Linked DNA regions of Homo sapiens: regions 1, 2 and 3 are each linked to region 4. The links are chromatin loops, found by intact Hi-C in ENCODE. Cell type or tissue: gastrocnemius medialis. All regions are shown on one strand. Links, peaks and the distances in the headings refer to the core of each region. The heading gives the core; the rest is flanking DNA. Region 1 overlaps COL23A1 (collagen type XXIII alpha 1 chain). Region 2 overlaps COL23A1 (collagen type XXIII alpha 1 chain). Region 3 overlaps COL23A1 (collagen type XXIII alpha 1 chain). Region 4 overlaps COL23A1 (collagen type XXIII alpha 1 chain).

Evidence for each region. A loop is a pair of places that touch in the nucleus more often than their neighbours do. Peaks named below come from ENCODE experiments on the same cell type or tissue, not always from the same donor. Only the 100,000 strongest peaks of a DNase experiment are listed, where the experiment ranks them.
Region 1: a loop joins it to region 4, with 7 times the contacts of the local background. A loop is called at or near these places in 7 of 110 quality-filtered maps.
Region 2: it touches region 4 in a loop (10-fold over the local background); 6 of 110 quality-filtered maps call a loop at or near these places.
Region 3: a loop joins it to region 4, with 3 times the contacts of the local background. A loop is called at or near these places in 2 of 110 quality-filtered maps.

Annotation. Positions count from the first base shown.
Region 1 is chr5:178,424,940-178,432,318 of GRCh38, forward strand. The region is part of intron 2 of COL23A1 (collagen type XXIII alpha 1 chain); the gene reads right to left. Among named protein-coding and RNA genes, the nearest start is that of COL23A1, 160 kb to the right of the region's middle. In gastrocnemius medialis, for the core only: no CTCF peak of the experiment used is centred there; DNase peaks (open chromatin) are centred at 3,642, 4,192 and 5,061; H3K27ac peaks cover 3,010 bases.
Region 2 is chr5:178,392,905-178,399,474 of GRCh38, forward strand. All of the region lies in intron 2 of COL23A1 (collagen type XXIII alpha 1 chain), which reads right to left. Among named protein-coding and RNA genes, the nearest start is that of PHYKPL, 160 kb to the left of the region's middle. In gastrocnemius medialis, for the core only: no CTCF peak of the experiment used is centred there; DNase peaks (open chromatin) are centred at 1,407 and 4,047; H3K27ac peaks cover 1,259 bases.
Region 3 is chr5:178,523,250-178,530,628 of GRCh38, forward strand. The region is part of intron 2 of COL23A1 (collagen type XXIII alpha 1 chain); the gene reads right to left. Among named protein-coding and RNA genes, the nearest start is that of COL23A1, 63 kb to the right of the region's middle. RefSeq lists enhancers at 1,554-2,753, 3,130-3,878. In gastrocnemius medialis, for the core only: no CTCF peak of the experiment used is centred there; a DNase peak (open chromatin) is centred at 4,302; H3K27ac peaks cover 3,306 bases.
Region 4 is chr5:178,328,502-178,335,880 of GRCh38, forward strand. The region is part of intron 2 of COL23A1 (collagen type XXIII alpha 1 chain); the gene reads right to left. Among named protein-coding and RNA genes, the nearest start is that of PHYKPL, 99 kb to the left of the region's middle. RefSeq lists an enhancer at 2,763-3,369. In gastrocnemius medialis, for the core only: no CTCF peak of the experiment used is centred there; DNase peaks (open chromatin) are centred at 2,440, 2,745, 3,290, 5,010 and 1 weaker place; H3K27ac peaks cover 2,624 bases.

The DNA of each region.
Region 1 (7,379 bases), core at 959-5,958, 96 kb after region 4:
CCTCCTCAGGAGATGGACTGTCAGGGAAGCGAGCGCCCAGGCTGCCATCCAGTTCTGGAGGCTTCAGCCTCTCTCCACCGACCACTGACATGCCTTGGGGCATAGAATTTCTTCCTCTGTAAGATGGAGACAACGCATGCCTGGCCAGCGGAGAAAAACGCAAAGCAGCCTGTAAAATCCAAAGCAAAGGGTAAAGGGTTGCGGCCGGTTTGGTGGCTCATGCCTGTAATCCCAGCACTTTGGGAGGCTGAGGCAGGCAGATCACCTGAGGTCAGGAGTTCGAGACCAGCCTGACCAACATGGGGAAACCCGGTCTCTACTAAAAATACAAAATTAGCCGGGCATGGTAACTTATGACTGTACTCCCAGCTACTCGGGAGGCTGAGGCAGGAGAATCGCTTGAACCCAGGAGGTGGAGGTTGCAGTGAGCCGAGATCGCGCCACTGCACTCCAGCCTGGGCAACAGAGCAAGACTCCATCTCAAAATAAATAAATAAATAAATAAATAAATAAATAAATAAATAAATAAAAATAAAATAAAGCCAATGGTGGCTGTTTCCCGCGCTCACCTCTGTTTCAGTTTCCTCATCCGCAAAAAGGTGGATCTGAACATTGACACCACAGGGCAGTTTTGAGATGTATGGAAATCAAACGAGATATCAGTGGTGCAACCGGCCAACACACGTCTGGCATTCAGTGGTACTCAATGAATGCAGAGTTTGGGTCTGCCGGCAACTGGAGGGGCTGGGAGAAGCCGCGGTGAATGGCAGGCCGGCCATCTGCAGCTTCAAAGATGGCTGCAGTGCACCAGCATCTGCCTCCAATGACTGTCTTGCTATCTGCTCTCGGCTTTTACTTGGAAAGATGCTTTGATATTGACTAACCAGGAGAGCCTGATGAATTTGTGTCTTGAGAGTGCCGTGGCAGAGGCATCTTCTGCTACTGCCTGCCCATGGGGCTCAGAGGGCTGGGGGCCAGCCGCTCCCGATGGACTTGTGCTCCGGTGAACACACACCCAGAAAAGGTGCCACGGTGGGGTCCTGAGTTCACCTCTGAGGTGGGAACTCCCTCCTCTATTCTCTCCACAGCAGGGGGGGCAACCAAAGGGGCTCACATTCCTGCCGCTTCCTTCAGTGTCTTTGTAGAAGTCTCCGTTTAGTGTGGTCAGGAAAGGCAGCAGAGATGTTAGACATCAGGCATTTTGTATACAAATAATTATTTCATAAACAAAGATCTATAAGACCATTATCCACTGTTTGAAAAATGAAAAAGAGAAAAACCCACCCTCAAGCCCATCAACCCAAGAGAATTCTCCGTATCTTTGTGGATTCCTACCTAGTCTACAGCCTTGTGCAAATGCCCTCTTAGTCTCAACTTCAGCTCATCGCTTTTCGTCTTGCATTCTCCCCTTCCTCATTAGATGACCCACGTTTTTCTGTGTTGCTTCTTCACCTCTGTGTTTACCATGTCTAGTGGCTGCCCCATTGGGAATGCCTGGGCCACCCTGTTTTCGTGCACACTCCCACGCATGTCCCACTGCCGGACACAGACCAGCTTCCACCTGCGATCGCGCTCTGTGCTGCCATCCGGGCGCAGATCCTGCTCTGGCTGTGGTCCATCCCTGTAGATGAGCCGCCAGAAGTGGTGGATGCCGCACACCACCCCCTGCAGCCTGCCACCCCACCAACTTCCCTACTGCTGCGGGATCCGAAGCAGCCATTTGAAGACCGGACTGTGAGACAAGCCGCAGAGAGAGAGAAAATATTTGCAAAAGGCACATCTGATAAAGGACTGTTATCCAAAGTATACAAAGAACTCTTAAAACTCAACAATAAGAACGCGAACAGCCCCGTTAAAAATGGGCCAAAGGCCTTCACAGATTCCTCATCAAAGAACATAGATGATGGCAAATAAGCATACGAGAGACGCTGCCCATCATATGCCATCAGGGAAGTGCAGATCCAAAATAACGATGAGGCCAGTGTGGTGGCTCACGCCTGTCATCCTAGCATTTTGGGAGGCCGAGGCAGGTGGATCACTTGAGGTTAGGAGTGCGAGACCAGCCTGGCCATTATGGTGAAACCCCGTCTCTACTAAAAATACCAAAAAAATTAGCCAGGCATGGTGGTGGGCACCTGTAATCCCAGGAACTGGGGAGGCTGAGGCAGGAGAATTGCTTGAACCTGGGAGGCAGAGGTTGCAGTGATCACACCATTGCACTCCAGCCTGGGCGACAAGAGCAAAACTGTGTCTCAAAAAATAATAATAATGATGATGAGATACCACTACATACCTATGAGTATGGCCAAAATCCAGCACACTGAACCACCAGATGCTGGCAGGGATGTGGAGTATTGGGAAGCCTCGTCCATTGCTGGTGGGAATGCAGAAGGGTACAGGCCCTTTGGAATACAGCTTAGCAGTTTCTTACAAAACTAAACATACTCTTGCCATATGCTCCAGCTATCTTGCTCCTTGGTATTTACACAAAGAAGCTGAAAACGTATGTCCATACAAAAGCCTGAACACAGATGATTATAGCAGCTTTATACATAATTTCCAAACCTGCAAGCAGCCAAGATGTCTTTCAGTAGGTGAGTGGGTAGGTAAGTTGTGGTACAGCCACAGTTTGGGATATTATTTAGCTACATAATATTTAGCACTGAATAATATTCTATTATTCAATGCTGACAAGAAATGAGCTCTCAAGCCAGGAACAGACATGGAGGAAGCTTAAATGCATATTATTAGGAGAAAGAAGCTATCTGAAAAGGCCACATGCTGTGATTCCAGCTAGATGACATTCTGGGAAAGGCAAAACTATGGAGATGGTGAAAAGATCACTCGTTGCCAGGGGCTGGGGGAGGGAGGGATGAATAGTTGGAGCACGGGGGATTTGGGGGACAGTGAAACTATTCTGTATGATACTATAATGGTGGATACATGTCATTGTGTATTTATCCAAACCCACAGACTGTCCAGCACCAGGAGTGGTCCCCTAATGTTAACTGTGGAGTTTGGGTGATGGCATGTCATTGGTTTATTAATTCTAAGGAATGTACCCTCTGGTGGGGGATGTTGATCCCTGATCCAGGGAGGAAGGAGTATTAGGAAGCCAATTTGGCTCTGGTCCAAGCCCTCTCCTCCAGTCCAGCCTTTCCAGCAATGAGGGTATCATCAAAAGCCCACATCTATGCTCACTGGCTCAGATATCACAGGGAAAAGAGAACGAGGAATCCAAAGTCCTGAGCAATCGTGTCCCCTTAGGTGACCAAGCCTTCTGCTGTGGGCTCCCCGAGGCATTTCCTGGGAGAAGGGTCTCTGGCTTCCCAAGATGCCATCTCTCCAGCCAAGAAGGTGCCCTGGGCAGTCCCCGAGGCTGGCCATCCCCTCTAGAACCTGCAGGACCATGGAGCCAGCTCTTTGCACGAGGAGGAGCCTTCCTGGATCAAAACCTACCAAGATAACAGGGAACCAGGGGCAGCTTCCAGGGCCCCTTCCTCATTCTGCTGCTCGGAACTCCTTGTGACAAGGACTGAGTGAGTGTCCGGAGTGACTGCCAGCTGGGCCTGTGCTCTGTGTCCAGGAGCCGCGGCAGGGTGCCCAGCGGGGCCTCTTGGATGCTCCTCCTGGCTGGCAGCCCCTGCCCGGCCCAGGCCTTTTTAGCCCCCGAGCCAGGATGGCAGCCTCTTCTCCTGACCTCATTATGTCAGCGCCCGGATTGTGTGCTGGGGCTGGGCTGGGGACAGGATGTTTTCTGCTTCTCCAGGACATTGTCACTCTCTTGGCCTGTGATCATTCATTTCAGGGCCTCATTTTGTTCCTGAACTGGGCTCAGTGTTAGGATTTTAACTGCTCATCTGCCCAGATGGGGGCTGTGCAAGCAGGGTCTGCAAGCAACTCTGCCCCTGGAGTGGTGCCTCGTGGGGGTGGGGGCAGGGCTGCCTTTGCCTCCCTATTGTTTCCAAGCCAGCTCCCTACCCGCACACAGACAGGCAGGCCCTCCGTGAGTGTCCTGAGACCCTACCACACCCCAGTGCTGCCCAGGCCCAGCACCCGGGGTGCGGGTGTACCTTCTTTTCTGCTCGTGATTGGCTGGGGCACGCGACTGCTCTGTAAACCAGGTGCGGGGAGGGCCAGGCAAATACTTAGGTATGTTGGGCCCCATGCCAGGCACCAGGGCATTTCAGCGCCTTTACAGCTCCTCACAGCCTGGGGAGGTGGGTATTACCTCATCCTGCAGTGGATGGGGCATGCGCCTCGGGAAAGGCCGGGACTCATCCAAGGTCACAGGGCAGAGCTGGGGCGCCACCAGGCCCGTCTACCTCAAGCCCAGCACCCCACACCACACCACAGGCCTCCCCTCCACACCCCACGAGCGAAGGGCCCCTCCTCTGCCTTCCTCTAGAGAAAGTTGCCCTGCTTCCCCGGCCTGAGCCTCACGGTGTGAAAGAAAAACAAAATGCCAGGACCTCAAACTCACCATGCCAAAGCGAAAGTTAAGCTCAGAAACTGAGTCAGGCAAAAACTGCCTTCCTTTTCTTCCCAAACAGATAGCTGCAGTGTCGCATGCTTACTTTAGCTTGTGTAAACTGTAGATTTAGTGAGTGGGAGATGAATGCAGAATTTTGGCTCCCCTCACTCCCTTCTTTTCATGCGTAAAATGTAGATTCATTGAGTGCCGCTTCCTGGTCTTCCTGGTGAGGCTGCACGCACTCTCGCCTGGACACTGCACACTCCCTACTGCCTCCCCCAGCTCATTTTCCACATTGACGCCAGAGGGATCTGAGCACATGGCCCTGACTGTGTCCCTCCCTGCACCACCCTCTATGGCTCCCCATGGCCTACTGGCTACCGTCCAAGTGTCTGAGCCTCTGCTTAGAGGGTCTACAGTGTGGCCCTACTTCCTTTCCCTGACCTATGGCCTGGCTCTAACCCCACCTCCCTCTGCACCACTCCCCAGGCATGGCTAGAACTCTGCTACAGTTCTGTCCCCACTGACCGTGCCTTTCCCTGTGCAGGGTCGCCCTTTCATGTTCCTTGTCCAGGCAGGCTCTGGAGTCAGCTTTCACAACCTGTCCCCAGGAAGTATGTTCAGCCAGGGAGGTCAGCCAGGTACTCTGTCCCCTGAGGTGCACCTGGAAAGACCCACGTGCCTCAGCCTGTCATGCTGAACTTTTAAGAGCACCAGAAACTTCTGGGTGGAACTGTCACTTCGAGACCTTAATCCAGAATATGCTGCATTATCTTGATTGGACATTCATTTCCTGTCTCCCGAGAACGATCACACCCCATAAGGAATTTCTCCCATGCAAGCAATTAACAAAGACACACAGGTGACTTCACTGGGGCCCCAGGTTCCTGGGTCTCTGCCCACTGGAATTCTGCCACTCACTGTCAAGAATTCCAGAAACGGGTTCCGATTTCCTAAGGACATCAATGGCACCAGTTGCACAATTCCATCCTGGGGCTCATAGTCCCCTGGAAAGGACACAATGGGACGTGGGAAGACAAGGAAAGAAGAGTAGTTCTGTGCTCGTGAGAGGCGAGCTTCTCTCTTCCTAGGGGCTGCCAATACCCTGGCTCTCACCTCCGTGGGAAAGATCCATGTATGTCCACGTGTGACGTGCGCAGCAGAGTGAGCACAGAGTGTGAGCGTGCAGAGAATACTGGGCTCCTGCCTGATGTCCAGGTAGGAGACTGAGAAAGGAAACTAACAAAGTTGGATGGTTTCTTTCAATGGCAACTTGGGAAATAGAGCATTCTGATAAAATGAGAACAAAATAATCCATTTGCTTGATTCAACACTAGTCACATTTTCTGAGTGCTGTGTCCCAGACCCTGGGATCTGGGTCTGTGATATTCTCTCCCAGCCATGCATAGGTGGTGCCTTGTGGTTGCTAGGTATGGTGGGTACAGAGGTAGGTGAGTCCCTACCTGGGAGTCAGGCAGCATCCCACAGCCCTCACGTGATGCCCTGGGTGAGTTCATACAGACGTAAAGACATGAGCGGCCTGCTGCAGGAGCACAGGGCAGGGAGATGGTGGAGGAAGAGATGCCAGAGGGAGACGGGCTAGGAAGGAGGAGCAGAGTTCTCCAGGCAGGGGAGGGAGACCAGAGCCCCAGGCAGTAAGTGCGGTGTGAGCAAAGACATAGAGGGAGCACCGCCAGCTTATGGGATGGCAAGTGGGTGGGCTGAGGATGCTGAATGACAGTGACAGAGGCATGAGAAGGATCCCAGGAAGGCCAGTGGGCCCAGGCTGCCAGTGGGGAGCTGGGCTTGGGGTTGCAAAACTCAGGAACTGCCCTCCTGTCACACGCAGGGTGTGTCCTGGTCAGAGCTGGTTTTGGAAAGCTCGTTCTGGGGGCAGACACCTCTTCACACACAGACTGTTCTGGGACACAGCTGCCATGGTGAAGTTCCCAAAGACACTACGGTTGACAGAATAGTGGCTCCCCACAGATAGCCCTTCCCTAATCCCCAGAACCCGCGAATGGTTCCTTCTGTGGGAACAGAAACTGCAGATGTGATGAAGTTCCGGATATCGAGACGGGGAGACTATTCTAGATTAGTTTGGCCCCAGACGTAATCACAAATGTCAAAGTGGAAGATCAGATACAGAAGAGAAGTAGGCGATGTGGCCATGGAGCAGAGACTGGAGTGATGCAGCCACAAGCCAAGGAACGCTGGCAGCGGCCAGGAGCTGAAGAGGCAAAGAACGGATTCTCCCCTGGAGCCTCCAGAAGGAAGCTGCCCTGCCACCATCTTGATTTCAGCCTTTCAAAAGACTCATTGCAAACTTCCGGCCTCAGGAACATTAAGAGACTAGATCTGTGTTGTGTTAAGCCACCAAGTTTGTGATAATTTGCTACAGCGTCCACAAGAAACTAATACAGCCACCTTCTTGAATTGTCACACATTGGCAGTCACGAAATATCTCACTTGGAGAAGAGTCATATCAAAGTTGTCTGTGGTCACTTTGGCTAAGTAGACTAAACACGGGATGGGGGAAAATCTCTGACTCAGACTTTCTCTGGGCAAAGAACAGAAATCCATGAGAAATGATTTACCAGTTCTGATGCGAAATCTAAGAAGTTAAAAGTCCTGCTGAAATAGAAAGGGGCTTTTGCAAACTGCTTGTAAGGTCTTGGAATAAAATCTGGTACGTCCCCTGAGTGTTTTAGGACTCTGGCTACAATGAATCATTGCAGCATTCTTCAAGGTAACTTATAGAACCCTTTCCTTTTATTTCAAAGCCTTCAGGAAAAAGTCCTCACATTTATTCATGTGGACGAGGTCCAACTAAGAAAAGAGAAAGCACTCCAAGGAATTACAACAGAGGGAATTTAATGCAGACGGCTCGTTACACAGGTGTTGG
Region 2 (6,570 bases), core at 1,385-6,384, 64 kb after region 4:
TGTCTGACAGCAGTACCACTGTTAGTGCAACTCCTCACCAGTACAGAACGCCCTCCCTCACTGGGTGCTCAAAACCACCTGCTCAGCCATCTGCATTTTGCAGAGAGACTCAGGCAGGACAAGAGCCCAAGGACCCACAGCGGGTGCCTGGCAGAAAAGCAGCTCAAGCTCAGGCCTTCGAACTCCCAACCGTGCATTGTTGCCGAAGTAAACGATTTGTTGCATGCATATAAAACATCTGGCTCGAGAGATGGCCCTGGCAGGGAGCATTAGCCTTAAATGGAATAGTTTTCAGCCTTAAAAAGGAAGGAAATTCTGACACATGCGACAGCACGGATGGACCTTGAGGATGTTACGCTAAATGAAAGAAGCCACAAAGAAGAAGTCACGGAAGGACAAATGCTGGATGAGCCAAGCCAGGGTACTCCAAGTCATAAAGATGGGAAGTAAATGGTGGGTGCCAGGGCTGTGGGGAGGAGGAATGGGGAGTTATGGCTTAATGGGTGCAGAGTTTTCGTTCTGCAAGATGTAAACAGTTCTGATGATGGTTGCACAACAACGTGAATATACTTAATGCCACTGAACTGTACACTTAAAAATGGTTAAGATGGTACATTTTATGTTATGTATGTTTTACTACAATAAAAAAATTTCCCTGGCACCATTCAGATCATGTGAGACCAGCTCCCAATGCATGTGGAAGGAAATTGATAAAAATCATCAATCAAGACTCTCTTCCCTCTTTTCCTTTTTTTTTTTTTTCCAGACAGGGTCTTGCTGTGTCACCCAGGCGCAATCTCTGCTCACTGCAACCTCCACCTCCCGGGCTCAAGCGATTTTTCTGCCTCAGCCTCCCAAGTAACTGGGACTACAGGTGTGCACCACCACGCCTGGCTAATTTTTGTACAGATGGGGTTTCACCATGTTGTCCAGGCTGGTTTCAAACTCCTAACCTCAAGTAATCCACCTGCTTTGGCCTCCCAAAGTGCTGGGATTATAGGTGTGAGCTACCAAGCCTGGCTTCTTCCCTCTTTTCAACTGATTTTCCAAGGGTGCCAAGGAGTGGGGAGGACCCACCCCAACCCTGCCCACCAGGTGCCCTGACAGAAGGATGGGACATAACCCCTTGGTCCCAAGGAAGCAGGTGCTCAGTGTGGCCACAGACTATCAAACCTGGAGCGAAAGACCTGGGAGGGCAGGAGGAAGGGAAGCTTCAGGGAGGAAGCAGAGGCAGGACAGGCAAGGAGGAGGCCCAGGGCTCCAGCACAGGCAGAGCATACAGTCACTATCTGCACCTGTCCTGCCCTGCAGGCCTGGAGCCTCCTGAGGGCAGGTCCGGTACAGGTTTAACCCATGCCCTGATGCTCAGTCAGCCCAGAGGCTGGCACAGAACAGTGCCTGCCACACACTGGGTGAGTCAACCCTGAGCCCTCAACTCGGAGCCACTCCCAGCTGGAGAACACCTGCTAGGCTGCATAGGGCCTGCAGCCCCACCCCAGGAATGCAGAGGCAGCCCCACCAGCCCTCTCTCAGCTCACTCCCTGAAGATCTCCAAGGAAGACAACTGTATTGACAGCACGGGGTACTTTTCCTGCTCCAAGAAATTAACTCATTTCAAAAGCCACGATGTTCCGGCCTCAACATGGTGTTCACAGCTAAACTGTGTGGCCTGAAGGTTCACATCTTTGGGTAAACTGAAAATCATCCTTAGCTAGCATTTGGCTGCAAGTTCAGCCTCCTGGTTCCTGAGTCCACCCTGACACGCAGAGGGGACTGCTGATGGTCTGACTCCCATCTGCTACACATGGGGAAACTGAGGCCCAGAGAGATGGTATGCCTCCCCAGGGTCACAAGTGGGACATAGCAGGGCTAGAATTACAAGGCCCTGGGTCTCGGGCAAGGGCTGAGGGGAATTAGTTGAGCTAATTAGTCATGCTAAGCAGCATTCGGCTCTCAGCTCCAAACGTCCAGGCTTGGTTCCGGCCCCGGCTGTCCTCCGAGAGTCTCTCCCCGGCGGGCAGGCGCTCTGGGCATTCGGCTCTCAGCTCCAAACGTCCAGGCTTGGTTCCGGCCCCGGCCGTCCTCCGAGAGTCTCTCCCCGGCGGGCAGGCGCTCTGGGCATTCGGCTCTCAGCTCCAAACGTCCAGGCTTGGTTCCGGCCCCGGCCGTCCTCCGAGAGTCTCTCCCCGGCGGGCAGGCGCTCTGGGCATTCGGCTCTCAGCTCCAAACGTCCAGGCTTGGTTCCGGCCCCGGCCGTCCTCCGAGAGTCTCTCCCCGGCGGGCAGGCGCTCTGGGCATTCGGCTCTCAGCTCCAAACGTCCAGGCTTGGTTCCGGCCCCGGCCGTCCTCCGAGAGTCTCTCCCCGGCGGGCAGGCGCTCTGGGCATTCGGCTCTCAGCTCCAAACGTCCAGGCTTGGTTCCGGCCCCGGCTGTCCTCCGAGAGTCTCTCCCCGGCGGGCAGGCGCTCTGGGCATTCGGCTCTCAGCTCCAAACGTCCAGGCTTGGTTCCGGCCCCGGCTGTCCTCCGAGAGTCTCTCCCCGGCGGGCAGGCGCTCTGGGCATTCGGCTCTCAGCTCCAAACGTCCAGGCTTGGTTCCGGCCCCGGCTGTCCTCCGAGAGTCTCTCCCCGGCGGGCAGGCGCTCTGGGCATTCGGCTCTCAGCTCCAAACGTCCAGGCTTGGTTCCGGCCCCGGCTGTCCTCCGAGAGTCTCTCCCCGGCGGGCAGGCGCTCTGGGCATTCGGCTCTCAGCTCCAAACGTCCAGGCTTGGTTCCGGCCCCGGCTGTCCTCCGAGAGTCTCTCCCCGGCGGGCAGGCGCTCTGGGCATTCGGCTCTCAGCTCCAAACGTCCAGGCTTGGTTCCGGCCCCGGCTGTCCTCCGAGAGTCTCTCCCCGGCGGGCAGGCGCTCTGGGCATTCGGCTCTCAGCTCCAAACGTCCAGGCTTGGTTCCGGCCCCGGCTGTCCTCCGAGAGTCTCTCCCCGGCGGGCAGGCGCTCTGGGCATTCGGCTCTCAGCTCCAAACGTCCAGGCTTGGTTCCGGCCCCGGCTGTCCTCCGAGAGTCTCTCCCTGGCGGGCAGGCGCTCTGGGCATTCGGCTCTCAGCTCCAAACGTCCAGGCTTGGTTCCGGCCCCGGCTGTCCTCCGAGAGTCTCTCCCCGGCGGGCAGGCGCTCTGGGCATTCGGCTCTCAGCTCCAAACGTCCAGGCTTGGTTCCGGCCCCGGCTGTCCTCCGAGAGTCTCTCCCCGGCGGGCAGGCGCTCTGGGCATTCGGCTCTCAGCTCCAAACGTCCAGGCTTGGTTCCGGCCCCGGCTGTCCTCCGAGAGTCTCTCCCCGGCGGGCAGGCGCTCTGGGCATTCGGCTCTCAGCTCCAAACGTCCAGGCTTGGTTCCGGCCCCGGCTGTCCTCCGAGAGTCTCTCCCCGGCGGGCAGGCGCTCTGGGCATTCGGCTCTCAGCTCCAAACGTCCAGGCTTGGTTCCGGCCCCGGCCGTCCTCCGAGAGTCTCTCCCCGGCGGGCAGGCGCTCTGGGCATTCGGCTCTCAGCTCCAAACGTCCAGGCTTGGTTCCGGCCCCGGCCGTCCTCCGAGAGTCTCTCCCCGGCGGGCAGGCGCTCTGGGCATTCGGCTCTCAGCTCCAAACGTCCAGGCTTGGTTCCGGCCCCGGCCGTCCTCCGAGAGTCTCTCCCCGGCGGGCAGGCGCTCTGGGCATTCGGCTCTCAGCTCCAAACGTCCAGGCTTGGTTCCGGCCCCGGCCGTCCTCCGAGAGTCTCTCCCCGGCGGGCAGGCGCTCTGGGCATTCGGCTCTCAGCTCCAAACGTCCAGGCTTGGTTCCGGCCCCGGCTGTCCTCCGAGAGTCTCTCCCCGGCGGGCAGGCGCTCTGGGCATTCGGCTCTCAGCTCCAAACGTCCAGGCTTGGTTCCGGCCCCGGCTGTCCTCCGAGAGTCTCTCCCCGGCGGGCAGGCGCTCTGGGCTCCTGCCCAGGACTGTTTGGCGTGGACTTCAAAGAGCAGAACAGCTGAGCATCTGGGGCTTCCCTGGTGTCCAGTGAACAAACGTCAAAGATCTGGCACTGAGGGGCCACCTGTCCCCATGTGTAGCAGATGGGAGTCAGACCATCAGCAGTCCCCTCTGCGTGTCAGGAAGGACTCGCAGAGGCTTTCTGGGACTCGGCTTGCTCCAAGCCTGGCTGTGCACCCAGCCTCCAGGAAGGGCTGTGCTGGGCCTCAGTGGCAGCATGGCTGGGCTGGCAGGACCTACTCAGTACCACCTTGGAGTCAGGCTGGCCTGGTCATTAATTCACTCCTTCCTGCCGCCACCAACATCCACTCAGCACTTCGGATACACCGGGGGCAGAGCTGAGGGGGAGACAAAGCAAAAGAAAACGGCAGGGATGCTGCGTTAGCAAGACGCAAGGAGGGGGCGCTCCGGCAGGCCTCTCGCAGGAGTGAGGCGGGGCAAGGATTTAAGGACCCACAGCTGCAACGGATCAGACATATGTTTCGGGGGAGAAAACTTAAAAGTACAGCGAGGATTCAGTAACTGAGGCTTAACGAAGAAGCCAAAGTCATCAGGACACAGAACTCACAACTATACTGCCCCTTCTAACATCAGTGCCCCCAGACACACCTGCCTGTTCACGGGCATCCGCCCCCACTCATGCCGCTGTCTTGGTTAGACAGCGCCTGGATAACCGTTACATGCCATAAATGCACCTGCTGTTTGAGGAGGTTATCTGTGCCTGTAATAATGTGATGCGAATCCACTGCAAGTGAAGCCACAGATGTTGTAAAAAGTTGCAGAATTTCGGCTGGGTGCAGTGGCTCATGCCTGTAATCCCAGCACTTTGGGAGGCTGAGGAGAGCAGATCACGAGGTCAAGAGATTGAGACCATCCTGGCCAACATGGTGAAACCCCGTCTCTACTAAAAATACAAAACTTAGCTGGGTGTGGTGACACGTGCCTGTAGTTCCAGCTACTCAGGAGGCTGAGGCAGGAGAACAGCCTGAACCTTGGAGGCAGAGGCTGCAGTGAGCAGAGATCACACCACTGCACTCCAGCCTGGTGACAGAGTGAGACTTCATGTCAAAAAAAAAAAAGTTGCAGAATTTCATGAAGTTGATGTGAGTGATGCTGTAACACTGCCTGGGTCTGATGCCGAGACATCAACAAATGGGGCTGGGTCTTGGCAGAGTGAACCCAGTTAACCAAAGAGGATAATAAGGGCATGTTGGCCATGTCAAAAGAGAGCAACTTGGGTAAAAAAGATCAGGAAAGCCATATAGGAAAAGTGACAGAGCCTTTGAATATTTGTGCACGAATAACTCCCTTTATCAACATGCTGTGGCGTTCAGATGTGAACAGTCTTCATGTGCTTTCACACGTTTATTTGTAAAATAACTCCAAAGAGAAAAAATTATTCTTTTTTTTATTTAAAAAAATTCTCAGCTGGGCATGGTGGCTCACGCCTGTAATCCCAGCACTTTGAGAGGCCGACGCAGGCGGATCACATTGGGTCAGGAGTTCAAGACCAGCCTGGGCAACATGGCAAAAACCCATCTCTACTAAAAATACAAAAATTAGCTGGGCGTGGTGGCACGTGCCTATAGTCCCAGCTACTTGGGAGGCTAAGGTGGGAGGATTGCTTGAACCTGGGAGGTGGAGGCTGCAGTGAGCTGAGATTGAGCCACTGCACTCCAGCCTGGGAGACGGAATGAGACTCTGTTCCCCCACCAAAAATACTTCTCCCAGAGTTATAGCTTAAATATTGTTAAATGTAAAATTAATTCATTTTTACAATTTTCGGTTTCTATTTTCAAGATTTAGTCCCAAGGAAACCTTTGTTCACTATTTATTATGAAATTAAAAGGCCTCTTTCAGGGACCCGTTGTTCTCATAGGAAAGGGATCCCCTAGGCACGTCTTGTGCTAACAACATGTCTCTCGTTAGGCTGTGAGTGCTCAGGGCAGGTCTTAGCGTTTTCTTCTTTGCATCCCAGCACCCAGACAGCCTGGCACTGACGAGCTGCCCCACCAGGCGCTGGTAAACACACGGGTGGAGAGACTGCATTCTGCGTCACTCCGGGATGACTGCTCAGCTCCAGCGTACAGCAGTGCCCTTGCAGGGTCCCTGTGCACGGGCAGAGGGCCCTGGGCTTGTGGGCTTCAGTTGCTGGGGCTGGAAGGGGCACCTGGTCCAAGGTCATGCACACGGATGCTGGCATCGAAATACATCCTGATCAGATGGCTCCTCACAAAGGAAAATCACTGACATGGAGTGTGGTGTTTCTGAGCAGGAGGTCAGCAGCCCCAGGACCTGCCTTCTGCTGCCCCTCCCTCCCTCACGTGCTGGGGAGCTGCAGCTGTGAGCAGCCAGCACAGAGAAGAGAGAGAGTCAGGAGTCAAAGGGAGGGCCCCTGGGAGGGAGAGGGAGGAAAAGTAAAGATAGACAGAGACGGAGGATCCTGCCAGCACTCACTAGCTGCTGGATCCAGCCATGGCTGAAGCTAGCCCAGTCCAACACTTTTACATTTTGGGAGCCAGCACCTTCTCCTTTTTGTTGAAGCCAGTCTCTCTT
Region 3 (7,379 bases), core at 1,217-6,216, 190 kb after region 4:
AGAGAGACAGAGAGAGAGAGAGAGAGAGAGCGCTAGGTGTGGTGGTGCGCGCCCGTAATCCTAGCTATTTGGGAGGCTGAAGCACGAGAATCGCTTGAACCTGGGAGGAGGAGGTTGCAGTGAGCTGAGACTGCTCCACTGCACTCCAGCCTGGGCAACAAGAACGAAACTCTGTCTCAAAAAAAAAAAAAAAAAAAAAAGAAAAAGAAAGAGAAACCTCTATGATGTGCACAAGTTCTGAGCAATCTACACGGCCTGGAGTTGAAGACACGTCACTGGGAACCGACGGGCCAGGAGCACCTCCAAAGCTCTGCGCCTGTCTAGCCACAGATGGAAATCTTCATCTCTGTGTCCATGGAAGCTCGAGGATGGTGCTTTCCTGTCATTTCCTTTCATTTATTGCTTTATCAGTGGCCGTAAGTGTTTCCATCACCAACCGAACAGCATATGTAAACCTGCACACTCTGAAAAAAATTCATTGAAACCCGGAATGATGAACAATTGGAAGGAGACTCTGCTCAATGCAGGCAACGCACATTCCAGATTCTGACATCCTTGTTCTCCCAAGAATCACTGCTGGGACGCAGCCACAACACAACCTGAGCTGTTACACGGGGAGAGGCAAGTTACACTACCTGGGCTCTGAACACGGCTGTCACTCACTGCAACCACTATTTCCTGAGACCTCTCCTATCTACGACCCTTCCTTTTCATGATCTCTGACAAGGACTTCAAAAATACAAACCTCCACAGGAATGAGCGTCTGCGGGGACACTGGTTCTGTGTCATACGGGAGGGTCTCTGGTGTATCAGCCAGGACCTTTATCTCCAAGGGTCAGAACCTGGGTCACGCTAGCTTAAATAACAAAGAGAACGTACTGCCCCTCTTGACTGAAAAATCCAGGAAGATTCAGGTCTGGCTGGATCCAGGCACTCCAATAACATCACCAGGGCTCTCTCCTTCCCCATCTGTCAGCTCTGTTTCCTCCATGTTGGCTTCATTCCCAGGGGAGCCCTCTTCACACTGTGGCCCCCCGCAGCTCCAGACCACATCCTGCCCGCTCTCCCCAGTGGAAAGAGACCCTCTCTAGTTCAGAAGTTCCAGGAAAATCCTAGAATCTGTCTCTTATGAGAATAACTGGGTCACATGGGTATCAGCAGAGCCTGGTGGTGGGGTCAGCCCATCCCAAGATACATAGCTTGGGAATGGGGTAGGGGCTTTACCCAAAGGGAAATCAGGGAACTGTCACAGAAAGGATGGGGGATGGATGTATCCAGAAAAAAATAACCCATGCTCAGCACAGGCAAAGGTCCTGGAAATGGTCGGGCATTGACCTGACCAGCTCTGGCCTGTACCAGCCTCCTCCCCCATGGACCACCTGGCCACACCTGCCCATTCTCCTGCAGACCTGGCCAACTTCCAGGCCACGCTGACCCGAGGCAGGGCTGGCTCTTGCCCTGCTGCCTGCCTGACGCCTCCTATGCCCCTGAAGCAGGGCCTTCTTTTTTCATAAGGGCCCCTGTCTAGAGCCCTAACAGGCCATGTGGCTCCACAACAGACCCACAGATCACTCACTCACTCACACACTCGCTCACTCACTCACGCAGCAATGCAGTCATTCATTCATTCAACAGCTGTCTGGGAGCCCAGCACTCTGCGGGACTCCATTTACACACGCACCACCCACCTAAACTGCGTAACTCTTTATGCTACGTGTTTTCATTTTAAGATGAAGAAAGAAACTAGGGCAACAAGAGGTTAAATAACTCGGCTAAGCTCACATGGCTGGTAAGAAATGGCGACACAGCGCGCAGACCCCAGGACCCGAAGGCTAAGCTCACATGGCTGGTAAGAAATGGCGACACAGCGCGCAGACCCCAGGACCCGAAGGCTAAGCTCACATGGCTGGTAAGAAATGGCGACACAGCGCGCAGACCCCGGGACCCGAAGGCTAAGCTCACATGGCTGGTAAGAAATGGCGACACAGCGCGCAGACCCCAGGACCCGAAGGCTAAGCTCACATGGCTGGTAAGAAATGGCGACACAGCGCGCAGACCCCAGGACCCGAAGGCTAAGCTCACATGGCTGGTAAGAAATGGCGACACAGCGCGCAGACCCCGGGACCCGAAGGCTAAGCTCACATGGCTGGTAAGAAATGGCGACACAGCGCGCAGACCCCAGGACCCGAAGGCTAAGCTCACATGGCTGGTAAGAAATGGCGACACAGCGCGCAGACCCCGGGACCCGAAGGCTAAGCTCACATGGCTGGTAAGAAATGGCGACACAGCGCGCAGACCCCGGGACCCGAAGGCTAAGCTCACATGGCTGGTAAGAAATGGCGACACAGCGCGCAGACCCCGGGACCCGAAGGCTAAGCTCACATGGCTGGTAAGAAATGGCGACACAGCGCGCAGACCCCAGGACCCGAAGGCTAAGCTCACATGGCTGGTAAGAAATGGCGACACAGCGCGCAGACCCCAGGACCCGAAGGCTTTATCTAAAACACTCAGTGCAAAATGGAAAAAGATAATGTGTCCAAGGCTCATAGGAAAAACTTCATTAACATGAAAAATGAAGATCAGGTAAAATGTATCCACAGGCAAAGCACGGCCTAGGCCAGAAGCACTGGAGAAGAGCCCAAAACTCTTTACACCTCATCAGCTGCCTTAGGAACACAGGCCTGACCTCAAGACCTCCATATACCTCTAGAGGGAAAGCAAACTCATACAAACTTGAAGATGGTAACAGCTTGAGGTAGTCAGCACTGCACAGGCAGGCCCAGCGGAGGCGAGTGTCCTCGGAGTGCTGGGAAGGAAGAAAGCACAAGGGCTGCAGTAACCCAAGAGGGCTTCCTGAAGGAGAGAGGGCAGAGGGCCAGGGAATGAGCAGGAAAGGCATGTGGGAGAGAGTAGGCCCTGGGGTCGACTCCTGTGGGTTTTGCCTTTCCAAAATCCTTCCCATACTTCCAGTAGTACCCTTCTGGCTGCCCCGGGAACTGCCCCTTTGCCTGGATCAGCCCATGTGGGTTTGCAGGGAGCTGACTCTATCCCCTGACCTGGGGGGCCAAGCAAAGCCCCACACCCTCTCAGTTACAGTGACAGGCTCACGGGACATGTAGCTGTGGCTGGACCAGGGAACGTCCTCTATGGGACTCTGCTGGCATGCTGAGCGAGAAGGACATGGGCCTGGTGGGGAAGTGTTTGCCTGAGAATGAGGCCAACACACAGGACTGCAGAACCCAGAGGCGAGCAAGCCCACCAGGAGGGCATCTGCGGCTCCTGAAACCAGTAAACTCCAGAGCCCAGTAAATTCTCTTTGAACTGGCTGAAGCCAGTTTGAGTCATGTTTCTGTCATCTGCAATAAAAAGAGTCTGATGCTGCCGTGGAGCTTCTTGGGGGAAGAGAGGGGCTAGCGAGTCTACAATGGGGTGTTTCCACTGCTGGGCCAAGGATAGAGGGGGTTCAGGCAAGCCACAAAGGACCTGAGCCCCGAATGTGGATTCAAACTCAGACTACAGCCCCCAGTGTTCCCTCAGCCTCACTCCTCTGCTATCCAGACATGGGGCTCCATAAATGGCAGCTGTAAGGGTGAAAGAATGAGTCCATCGCACGCTCCTGCACTCCTGTTTATTCCATTAACTGCCGTATGAAACTGTTCCTATCCTTACTCATTCAAACCGCTGCCTTCCAAAAAGACGGCCTCCTTTGTCCTAGCACCCCAGGGTGCCGTGGTAGGCAGGAGAGGGCCCAGGCCAATTACAGCCAGGACGGGGAGGGGGAAGCTGAGTCCGGAAGCCAAGCCACATCTTGCAGGGCACTTGGTGTTGAAGGGGGTCAAATCCAAGTCAAAAAAGGGGGAAGTTGGACCCCAGAAGTGGAGCCCAGATGGGTGTGGACAAGCAGGGCTCAGGGAGGCAGCAAGGCGGGGGGCCCTCGGTGAGGAGAGTGGGGGACAGCACCAGGCATGCTGGCAGCAAAAGTGCTGGACCTGGGGCTGGTCTGAGCTGACTGACACTCACCCTCGCCCTGAGAGCTCTCCCTTCTGTGCTGGGGTGAAGGAGCCGGGGTCTAGATGTTTCCACACCGTCCCTGCAGCCTCCTGACTTTCTATGTGAAGAGCCTTGGCCTTTTCCATCTGTCTGTCCTGAGATCAGCGGTTGACCCCCTCATCTCTCTTCCCTGGGGCTCTGCCAGCTCCAAGGGGCCTCCAGGCACCCCGCAGCCTTCTAAGAGAACGTCTCCTGCTCAGGTTCTATTTCCAGGAAGCGGCTGGCCCGGGTGGATGGTGTGTCCCAAGCTTGCCTGGGCACAGCACCACGTACAAACTGTCCTCATGACTCGGTTACCAACGAGGGGCCAGGGGAGGGGTGGCCTCTGCCAAGACCTGGAGACAACTGCACATCCCCAGTGGGGCACAACCTCAGTCAGCCCTGAGTGCATGCTGTGTGTGCTCCCGGGGACCCCACTGCCTTCCACTACAAGCTGCCACTCAGACGCCCCTGCCCACGCCCCTGCCAGGCTCCCTGCAGCCTGGATACTGGAAACCTGGCGGAAGCCTGATGGGCTTGGCCCCAGGCAAATGCAGCGTCTTGTTCCTCAGATACAGCCCGAAATGGAAAATGCCAAGATAAAACCTTTCCAGGATTTCTTGGCATGAAATAGCTCCCCACATTCACACACACAAAAGGATGACTTAAGTGTACATGAATCAGAAACACCTGGACACTTTTCTTAAAATAAAACCGAATTTCACATTCAAGGGGAAGGCCTAGAACACATTTGGCATTTTGGCAAATACCGGGGCTTTTGGCTGTGACATCTGTGCACCTCAGATGCGGTTCCTGCTCCCTGGGCACTGGGACTGCCCCAGTCCCCGCCTCTGGCCTCCTGCCACCTGTTCTACCCCTCAGCTTGCTCACCTCCTGGAAACCCTTGCCCCTCACCTGTGACAAGTCCTGGCTTAAATATTAGCCCTCATTAAAGCTCTTCCTCACCTAAGCCCACTCACGATCACTCATTCACCCTTTCACCATCTCACACACTCCCTACAGGGGAGACCTGTGGTGGTTTCTGCTGTCTCCGCTGCCCCCTTTTCTGCTAATGACAGCCTCATTTTTCTCCCTGCCTTCCCTCATCCCAGGTCACAGGTTTCAGTGGGACTGACCCCACTCCCCACTCGCTTCAGGGATGGGCACACATCTCTGGGCTGGTCTTCACTCCCTGGCCACAGTGATGAGTTCCAAGATGAGCAAGTGACTTGCACTCATTAAATGTGAGTCAAGGCCGGGCGCAGTGGCTCACGCCTGTAATCCCAGCACTTTGGGAGGCCGAGGCGGGTGGGTCACAAGGTCAGAGTTTGAGACCAGCCTGACCAACATGGAGAAACCCCATCTCTACTAAAAATACAAAATTAGCAGGGCATAGTGGCACGTGCCTGTAATCCCAGATACTCGGGAGGTTGAGGCAGGAGAATTGCCTGAACCCAGGAGGCGGAGGTTCCGACGCGCTGAGATCGCGCCATTGCACTCCAGCCTGGGCAACAAGAGTGAAACTCCATCTCAATAAAACAAGTGAGTCCATCCCTCAATGCTTGCACTTCTCCCGAAATGAAGGGAAGAGGTGTTTTGTGTCCACTGGGATTTCTGATCCCAGAGTTCTTGGCAGCTGTCTTGCCACTGCTTAGAGACGGTGTATCAGTTACCTATCACCTCAAAACAACATGACCCAAAATTCAGTGGCCTAAAGCATCAATGTATTGTTTCTCAGGATTCTATGGCCTCGCAGGGCTGGGCGGTTCTGCTCCGCAGAGCTACGGCTGAGGTCCCTCGCGGCTGTTCTCCTTAGGGAGTTATCTAAGATGTCTGGAATGTCTGATATGGCCTTGTCGTCCAAGGACTCTCTCCATGTGGCGTCTCTTCAGCCGACAGTCTAGCCCTGGGCTTCTTTACGTCTGGGTGGCTGGATTCCGTGAGGATGTGTTGCAAGAGGACAACCATAATGAGCAAGCGGCTCCTCCAGCCTCTACTTGTATCACACTTGCTAGTGTCCAGTTGGCCCAGACAAATCACAGTGAAGCCCAGAGTCAGTGTGGGAGGGAACTGCACGTGGCGTGAAGCCCAGAGTCAGTGTGGGAGGGAACTGCACGTGGCGTGACCATCAGACGCCTGGTTTCTTGGGGCCCCAAGTGCAACTGTGTAACACTGAGGTGCAGGGAGGAATCTCCCTTCAGTCCTGGCACCCAGTGATGCCTGAAGTGAGAAATCTACCCGTGGCCTTTCTAGTTACATAAACCAAAATCAAACAAACAAAATTCATTTTTTTGCTTTATTTTGTCATGCCACTCAGAGTTAAGTTTCTGTCACTGACCAATAGAGGGACAGACGGTCCCTCTGTGCCAAGCCCAGAGTGGACACGAGGGGCATAGACTGAAAGCAGGCACCGCTGACTTCACAGGCAGAAGCGCTCCCAGGCCTCTGTCTCCCCAGCGAAACTACACATCTCCCGTGAGTGGGGCCAGACCTCAGGCCTGATTTAAACTCCTCGTGTCCAGCATGGTGCCAGGCACACAAGAAAGGGCCAGTAGAAGCGTGTGGATGAACTGTGATCATAGTGTACCTTTCAAACACTGCTGTATAATGACTCTCAAAGTCTTGTTTTGTAAGGTAGCATCTCTCAAAATCAACCAGGTATTGTTTACTTTTAAGACGAAGGAAGATCCCGCTCTAGCAGTCAGGCCTATCTGATAAAGCCTGTTCCATAACAGTTTTTCTACGGTCTTGCCCTGAGAAGTCTAGCCTCTGTTGAATTCTGGAATAGTGAAAATCAGCGTGAAGGAATAGGAACACTGAATTTGAAACCTACAGATGCACAGCGGTTTTAAGCAGGTCCACACATCTTTTGAGATTCTTCCCATCAAAAGGCAGAGTGTGGGCCAGGTGTGGTGGCTCAACCTATAATCCCAGCACTTTGGGAAGCTGAGGTGGAAGGATCATTTGAGCTCAGGAGTTCAAGGCCAGCCTGAGCAATATGGCAAGACTCCGTCTCTGCTAAAAATAAAAAAGATTAGCCGGGTGCAGTGGTGCGTGCCTGTAGTCCCAGCTACCCAGGAGGCTGAGGTGGGAGGATCACTTGACCCTGGAAAGTGGAGACTGCAGTGATCCAAGTTGATGCCACTGCACTCAAGTCTGGGTGACAGAGAAAGACCTGTTTCAAAAAAAAAGGCAGAGTCTAACTTCTGTCCCCTTTGAATATGAGCCAGACAGAATCACTTGCTTCTAATGAAGAGAAAGTGACACAGTGATACTGCATGGCTTCCCGGGCCACTTAGGAAAGGCGATGCAGCCTCCTCCCAGCTCCTTCACACTTAGAACCCAGTGGC
Region 4 (7,379 bases), core at 1,311-6,310:
ACGGCTCTGGGCCTTAGTTTTCCCACCTGTGAAATGGGTCTATTCATGGCTTTCTTAGGGAGCAGCTGTTAGCATTATGGCTGAGTATAAAGTAAGGCTTTCCCTCAAAACTATGCTTCAGAAAGGAAGGAGTCATTTTGTGTTCAAGCCTCTACTGAAGTCTTTCGTTTAAGGGGGTGCATGCTCAACTAATTACTCGAAAAAAAAGATGACAATGTACTGTTTGGTGCCGACACACAACCTAAACCAACCCCCGTCAACGTTAGTTCTAGACGGTTATAGAGGTAACGCAAGGGGTCTATTAGAAAAATAAGAGGAGCCTGGTAGTTAAGGGTGGAGACTGAATGTACAAATTCATTTTCACTACTTCCAGAAGGGCAGAGAGGTCAGGAAAGGAAACACCAGCAACAATAAGAATGCTGAGAAGCAGACAATGAGGGCTACCTGCCGATACAGAAATGGGCACGAACACAGCCAACCCCGGGAGGCTCTAGCTTTGGGGGTGCTGGATCAGACCTCAGGCTCCCCAGCCAACGAGCACTGTCAGCTCTGGCAGCTCAAAGCCCCTTTGTCAGGCAGAAAGCCCCCCTCCAGGTGGCCAATTTCAGGTTTCAAGTGTCAGCTGGATTTTCTGCTCACTGTCCCCCATAGCCTGCTAGAAAGTTCACTGCCAAATTGATTTCCAAATTTCGTGAAACAAATTTATTCCCAGGTGAAAACTACTGTATCTGATTTCTTCTGCAGATGACCCAGCCAACATGGAAATCCGCTTTGTCTGACTTTCGAATTCACCCGAGTCGGCTTCCATTGCTCAGACAACTGGACGGGGCCCCAGTTCCCACTGCATCCCAGCCAGATGAAGAGAGTGGGGCCTCAAGTCTGTCAGCCAGCCCTAGACTCTCCACAAGCCAGGCCCCAGGCTCCCCCTGCCAGCCAGGAGGCAGATAGTCCACAGACCCCAAAAAGCACCCATGCCTACCCACCCCCACCAGGAATGGCCACTGTTTTCTCAGCCAGAAGTAGGGCCAAGGGAAGTCCAAAAACGCCCCGCACCCACCAGGCTCTTAGGGACCCCGAGTCACACCTGTCCCCTCAAGATTCTCTCTGGGCCATCGCAGTCCACCCACACTTGGATGCAGGATGAAAGGCTCACACATGGCTGGGCCCAGTGGCTCACGCCTGTAATCCCAGGACCGGGAGGCCGAGGCAGGCGGATCATGAGGTCAGGAGTGCGAGACCAGCCTGGCTAACATAGAGAAACCCCATCTCTACTAAAAATACAAAAATTAGCCAGGCGTGCTGGTAGGAGTCTGTAGTCCCAGCTACTCAGGAGGCTGAGGCAGGAGAACTACTTGAACCCGGGAGGCGGAGGTTGCAGTGAGCCGAGATTGCGCCACTGCACTCCAGCGTGGATGACACAGTGAGATTCTGTCTCAAAAAAAAAAAAAAAAGAAGAAAGAAAGGCTCACATGGAAGCTACCAGTGGCCTGCTCCCTGGTGTCCTCATCCCCTGTGACTATGGCGCCATCAGTTGAAAGATCCAGGCGGCGGAGGCCTGGGTAGCGTCCTCTGGCTGGAAGGTCCCAGGAGGGAGAGTATTCAGGGGGGAGAGATGCTCCCTGCAGGCTTTTCCCCTGAAAAGCCTGGGCCCCTGGGACCCTGGGACTGCTGCCCTCCCTGCAGAAGAAGGGCCTAGGGTCTCCTGCCCATTTATGAAGGCTCAACTCACACACGCACTGTATTCTGTCGGCTTTGACCTCTTTCAGTTTATTTGGTGCTCAGTCCTCACAGCAACCCTGTGTGGTGTTACTCCCTCCTGACTGGGTCAAGCCGTCTGAAGCCTCCCTCTGCACACGGGTGCAGATCGAGCTATGGCTGAGCGCTGTGGCCCATGCCTGTAATCCCAGTAGTTCACAGGCCGAGGCGGGAGGATGACTTGAGGCCAGGAGCTCAAGACCAACTTGGGCAACATGGTGAGACCTCGTCTCTACAAAAAAATACTATATATGTACATATATGGTGTGCACCTGTAGTCTCAGCTACTTTGGAGGCTGAGGCAGAAGGATAGCTGGAGCTGAGGAGTTTGAGGTTGCAGTGAGCCGAGATTGCACCACTGCCCTCCAGCCTGGGTGACAGAGTGAGACCCTCTCTCAAGAAAAAAAAAAAAAAAGATCCAGCCACCTCACCTTGGCCTGTGTGGCCCTGTCTGATCTGTCCCTTGACACGTCTCTGTTCTCATTTCAGGTCCCTCTACCCAGTGAACCACTAGGACCTCCTCTCTGCTCTTTCACCCCAGCTGCACAATCCTCTTTCAGGGCAGGTGGGCTCTGTGCCTGGGAAGCCCTGCCCACTCCCCAGCCTGGCTACTTCTTGTCACTCAGGTCTCAGCTCAGTGTCACTTCATCAAAGAGGCACCCACTGGCAGTCCTACTGAACAAGCTCCGCCTTCACTCTGTCACATCCTGTCCTGGCTCATTGCATGTTTCCATTCTGCTAGAATGCAGACTTCTCAGCCGGATAAACCTCGTCTCTCTTATTTCCCAGTGCCTGGCATACAGTAGGAGCTTCATAAGTATTGGCTGAATAAGTGAAATGAGAACACGAATGCCCAGTACAAAAGGAGTGACTGGCCCCAAGTTGCAAGCTGGCAGAGGCACTGCCTCCGCTGTCATGCTATGTTCCCTTCTGGGGTACTGGCTTGGGCGGCTTGTGGGTGGCTCTGTGTCAAAGGAACCTCCTGGAAGGCAGAAATGACCCTTCTGGGTATATCTGGCAGAGGCAGTTGCAGCGCCTACAAATCAGAGGAAAGTGAGGTCATGGAAGGTGGAGGCTTTGAGGCCAAACACACCTGGGTGGGTCCCAGCTCTCCAGTCACCTGCTGCATGGCCCTGGGCAAGCCACCTACACTCCCTGAGGCTCAGTTTCCCCATCTGTAAACTGGGCATAACATGGCACTTGTCTTCTGGATTGTTGTGAGGCTCATATGATGCCCTGCATAGCAGGCACCCGGCCAGGTGCCTCAGAGCCCTGTAAATGGTCCCCAAGGAATCCGCGGCCCTCGGGGCAGGGTGCGGAGCAGGGAGGGCGAGGCTCTGAGGACAGAGGCAGCCACCGACAGGAGGGTGGGGCAGGAGTAAACACCATAGGGCGCCTGAGTTTAGACACATGCGCCTGGCTTCTGGGTTACAGGCAGGGCTGGGCCATGTGCAGAGTTTTTCATCTTTTAATCCCAGCTGTTATCAGCTGCTGGGAAATAGCTGAGCCCAGTCTCCTAGCTGGCACAGGCTTCCTCTGAATTCCACAAAGAGAACAAAGAGTTCCGAAATAGTGACACAGCTGTCCTGACCGGCAGCCCGGGCAGTCAGCCGGCAGGGCCAGGCCAGGAGGAAGGCACGCAAAAGCCAAGCAAAGCCACTTGGCTAGAGGGTGGGCACAGCTGCGGGAGGCTGCTGGAGGCCTGGCTGACTAGCCAGCCAGGGACCATCCCAGGCTCTGAGGCTGCTGGGAGACTGGGGGTGACCTTCTCTCTGAGCTGGGCCTGGCACTGTGTGCTCAGGAGCCTTCTGGCGGTGTGAAGGTCCTGCTCCGGGACTACCCCAGGGTGCAAAGTGAGTGGCGTGGCTAGATCCCTGCTGGTGACACCCCCAGACACCAAAGCTACCTCCCTTTCCAGAGCTTGGAGTGGTCGTCTGCAGCTTTTGGTCACCCTCTCCACACCTGGATGCTTTCCACAGCGCAAGCCCCACCTTCCAGCACTCACTGCACATTTCCCTGCTGCCTTGGCTGCTAGGATGCAGGTGTGATTTACGGTCCACCCATCAGAGGTGTCTCAGTGAGATTCGGACTCGGCAGAATTGGGTGGGGACAGAGCATGATCCTGAGCCAGCAGCTGGGAGGCAGCTTCCAGATCTGGCAGGAGAGCTTGGGAACCATTCCTGGAGGCACTGTTCTTTGAGGTCTCTGGACCCCTGAATAACCTCCCACTACCCTTTTTTCTTTTGGCTTAAACTGGCTGCAGTGGATTCTGCCGTCTGCAACTATAAATCCTGAGAAACTCCTTCATGACTCCCTGGCAGGGCTTCAAACTCCGCTGCCTACAGGGATACACAGGTTACACAGACACAAGAAACAGACTCGTTCAGCTAAAATCACAAGGCAGCCCACTTGGTCTATGTTTGATTTTAACAGAGATGTGGTTCCAAGTCACCTTTATTAGAAAAAAAGCATGCAAGCCCCATGGTAAATGGTGATCGACGCTCGACTTCCAGGCCAGAGGGACACCAGGAGTAGGGGACTGTGATGCCCTGGAGACGGGATATCCTATCTAGAGGGAGTGGCTCCTAGATAGTTCACACTGACCGTTTCCAGATCTTTCCATTTTTCAAGAGAAGCCAGACATCGGGATTTTGATGTGAAATATCTCTTATTTTTCATTTTTGACTCATGGTTTGTTTTTTTTTGTTTGTTTGTTTTTGAGACGGAGTCTCACTCTGTTGCCCAGGCTGGAGTGCAGTGGCCCGATCTTGGCTCACTGTAACCTCCACCCTCCGAGTTCAAGCGATTCTCTTGCCTCAGCCTCCAGAGTAGCTGGGACTACAGGCGCCTGCCACCGTGCCCAGCTAATTTTTGTATTTTTAATAGAGACGGGGTTTCACCATCTTGGCCAGGCTGGGCTTGAACTCCTGACCTCGTGATCCACCCACCTCGGCCTCCCAGAGTGCTGGCATTACAGGCGTGAGCCACCGCGCCCGGCCGACTCATGTTTTAAAAAACACCATGCAGGCCAAAAAAGCCCTGGAAGGTCAGCACCTTCCAAGTCTGGGTTTGGCCTGTGGCTGCCTTTGTGGCCATGGCCTGCAGGGTTAAGTTCCAGCTCTTGATGATGGCACTTAGGGCCCCTGGCATGAATCCAGCGTCCTCCCTCACCATCCCTGCATGCAGGGACCCACAGTTCTTATCTCTGTCCCTTATCCAGGCTGCCTCCCCACCCAGCCACGCCCTTTCATGTCCTCACTCCTCTGCCTGGCAACATGCCTGTGCGGCCTGGTCCCAGTGATCAAGCCCTTTGTGAAAGGCATCCCCTGCCTCCTGGACCCGAGGCTTCAGTCTTGAGGCGCCCACAGTCCCCTGCACACCCTTCCATCCTGGCGCTCCTCATCCTGGGTGGTGATCATCAGGGCCTCTGCCCCCAGGCCGGGCCTGGGAGGACGTCCATCTGCAGAACAAGCCTGGCCTGTGACTGGCCCCCTGAGGAAGTGGGCTGCTCCTGGGGTCTCAAGAGCATCCATCCTGGTAGAACAGGGTGTTGGGGTGAGTTTAGAGAACGCAGCACGGGGAAGGCTGATCCACCCTGCTTCTTCCTGTCTCAGTGATATGAGGTCCCCAGACCTGGACAGGGCCCGTGAGGTAGCCAAGGGGCAGCTGGACTCACTGTCCAGTGCGTGAGCCCCTGGTCAGTCCCCCTTCCAGATCTTGGAAATGCCTGTGCACCTTCGGAGAGAGGTTTTCCCTTTCTCCACAGGGGAGTAGCTGGGGAGGTTGCAGCCAAGTTCCCTGTCCTCCACCCCATGCCCTGGGGATGTCCGGGTCCTCAAGGCTGTGGGCTAAGGGTACCCTGGGTCTTCTCTGCCCTCCACTGCAGACTTGCCTCCCTCCTGCTCTCTGGAGTGCGGCTGTGATGCGTTTCAGTTCCCCAGACTCTAAGCAGCCTCACCTCACGTTTATTAAACTCCCACTGTGTGCCCGGCGCAGTGCTGGGTGTGTCCACATCAGCAAGACGACCCACAACAATTCTCTGAGATCAGTCTCATGACGTGCCCAAAGCACATGCCTGGATCGAGCCCATGCCCCTGAAGCCAATCCTGCCCTTTTGCCGAAAGAAATGATTTCCGTTTGTGGGCAGGAAGGGGGCCACCGGGCGGCACCGGCCGGCACAGGCCACCCTCTTCGTGCCTCTGGTTCCTCAAATGAAATAAGCTCATGGGAACAAGTCCACATTAGCATTTCAAAGAGGACCATAACTCGGTGATTACTGCTTGCACATGTGAGGGCTTCCCGCTGGGAGTGTTACCTAGCGGCACCCATGGTTTGATTTCCCCAAGTTGTGTGTTCCCTTACACATGGGAAATCTCAAGGGAGAGACACTTCCCAAGAAAATTACCTACATGGGTCTTGTCACCTACCTGCCATCTGCACTTAAAGACAGCGACACGAACCCCACTAGATGACACGAACCAAGGGACTGGTGTAGTCTGGGTATTTTCACATATGTTGTCTCACACGTTTCCGCCAAGTCTTAGGAGGTGGGAATATTATTAGTAATTTTACAGGTAAGATGACAGGGCCCAAAGAGGTGGCTTTCTTAGTGTCACACACTTAGTGGGTAATGAGGTGACATCCTCAGATCCAGGCAGCTGACCACATAGCCTGTGCCTCCCCCACACCCCAGACTTGGATGGGGCTGATGAGCACGTTCCGACATTCTGTTCAAGGCACGAAGGGTTTCCTCCATAGGTGGAGACCACAGGCGTCCCTAAGAGCAGCCCTGAGGCTGGGGAGCCTGGTAAGTGGGAAGTCTCAGAGCGGCTCAGGGCCACAGACCAAACACAGTAACGGGAAGTTGAGGAGGGCCTGCCCTGGTGCGCCAACCAAGGAGGCGTGTTCAGCAGCAATGTTTCCTAATTAAAAATGAAAGGTGGGATTTCACAGGAATGCTACATTTTAAACCCTCTAGCCACTCAGATCTTTGAAGAGAAATGATGTGTTCATAATAATTTTGGAGTGGATAACATAATTTACAAATCACAAGTGTGTTCTGTGATTTAAAGTGATGGAAGGGCTTTCTGTTACCTCATGGTAACCAGGAATTTCAAGAGGCATAATTGAATTTTAATCCAGTCCCATAGGAAGAGCGGTCCCCCTGCGCCGGGAGAAGGAATAAGGAAGACAAAAAGATGTCAGCTGCTTAGATCACATGACTTCCTGCTTATTTCATGAGCTGAATATGCAGCGCCTGGGCATGTACCAGATATTCCTTCTTGAAACTGAGCCAGGGCAGGTGGCCTGGTCCATGTGTATCTGGAGACCCTTGTGCTAGAATATGCCAGTCCTTCCAGCCATATAGAGACTGCAGTTTCAGTATCTCCCTATGAAGAGGAGAGACCAAAAAGGAGTTTCTGCCTTGCCTGCTTTCAGCATAGATGGACAATTCAAGGAGGAAGATCCGCAGCAAGCTCCCAGGTCTAGGAACTAGACCTAGGACACTGTGATCACTGGCAAAGTGATCACTGTGGCGAACTTCTTGCACAGTTCTTGCAAAGTTGCAAAGTTCACTGGCAAAGTTCTTGCAAAATGCCAGTTTGCTCACTATATTTGAGCTA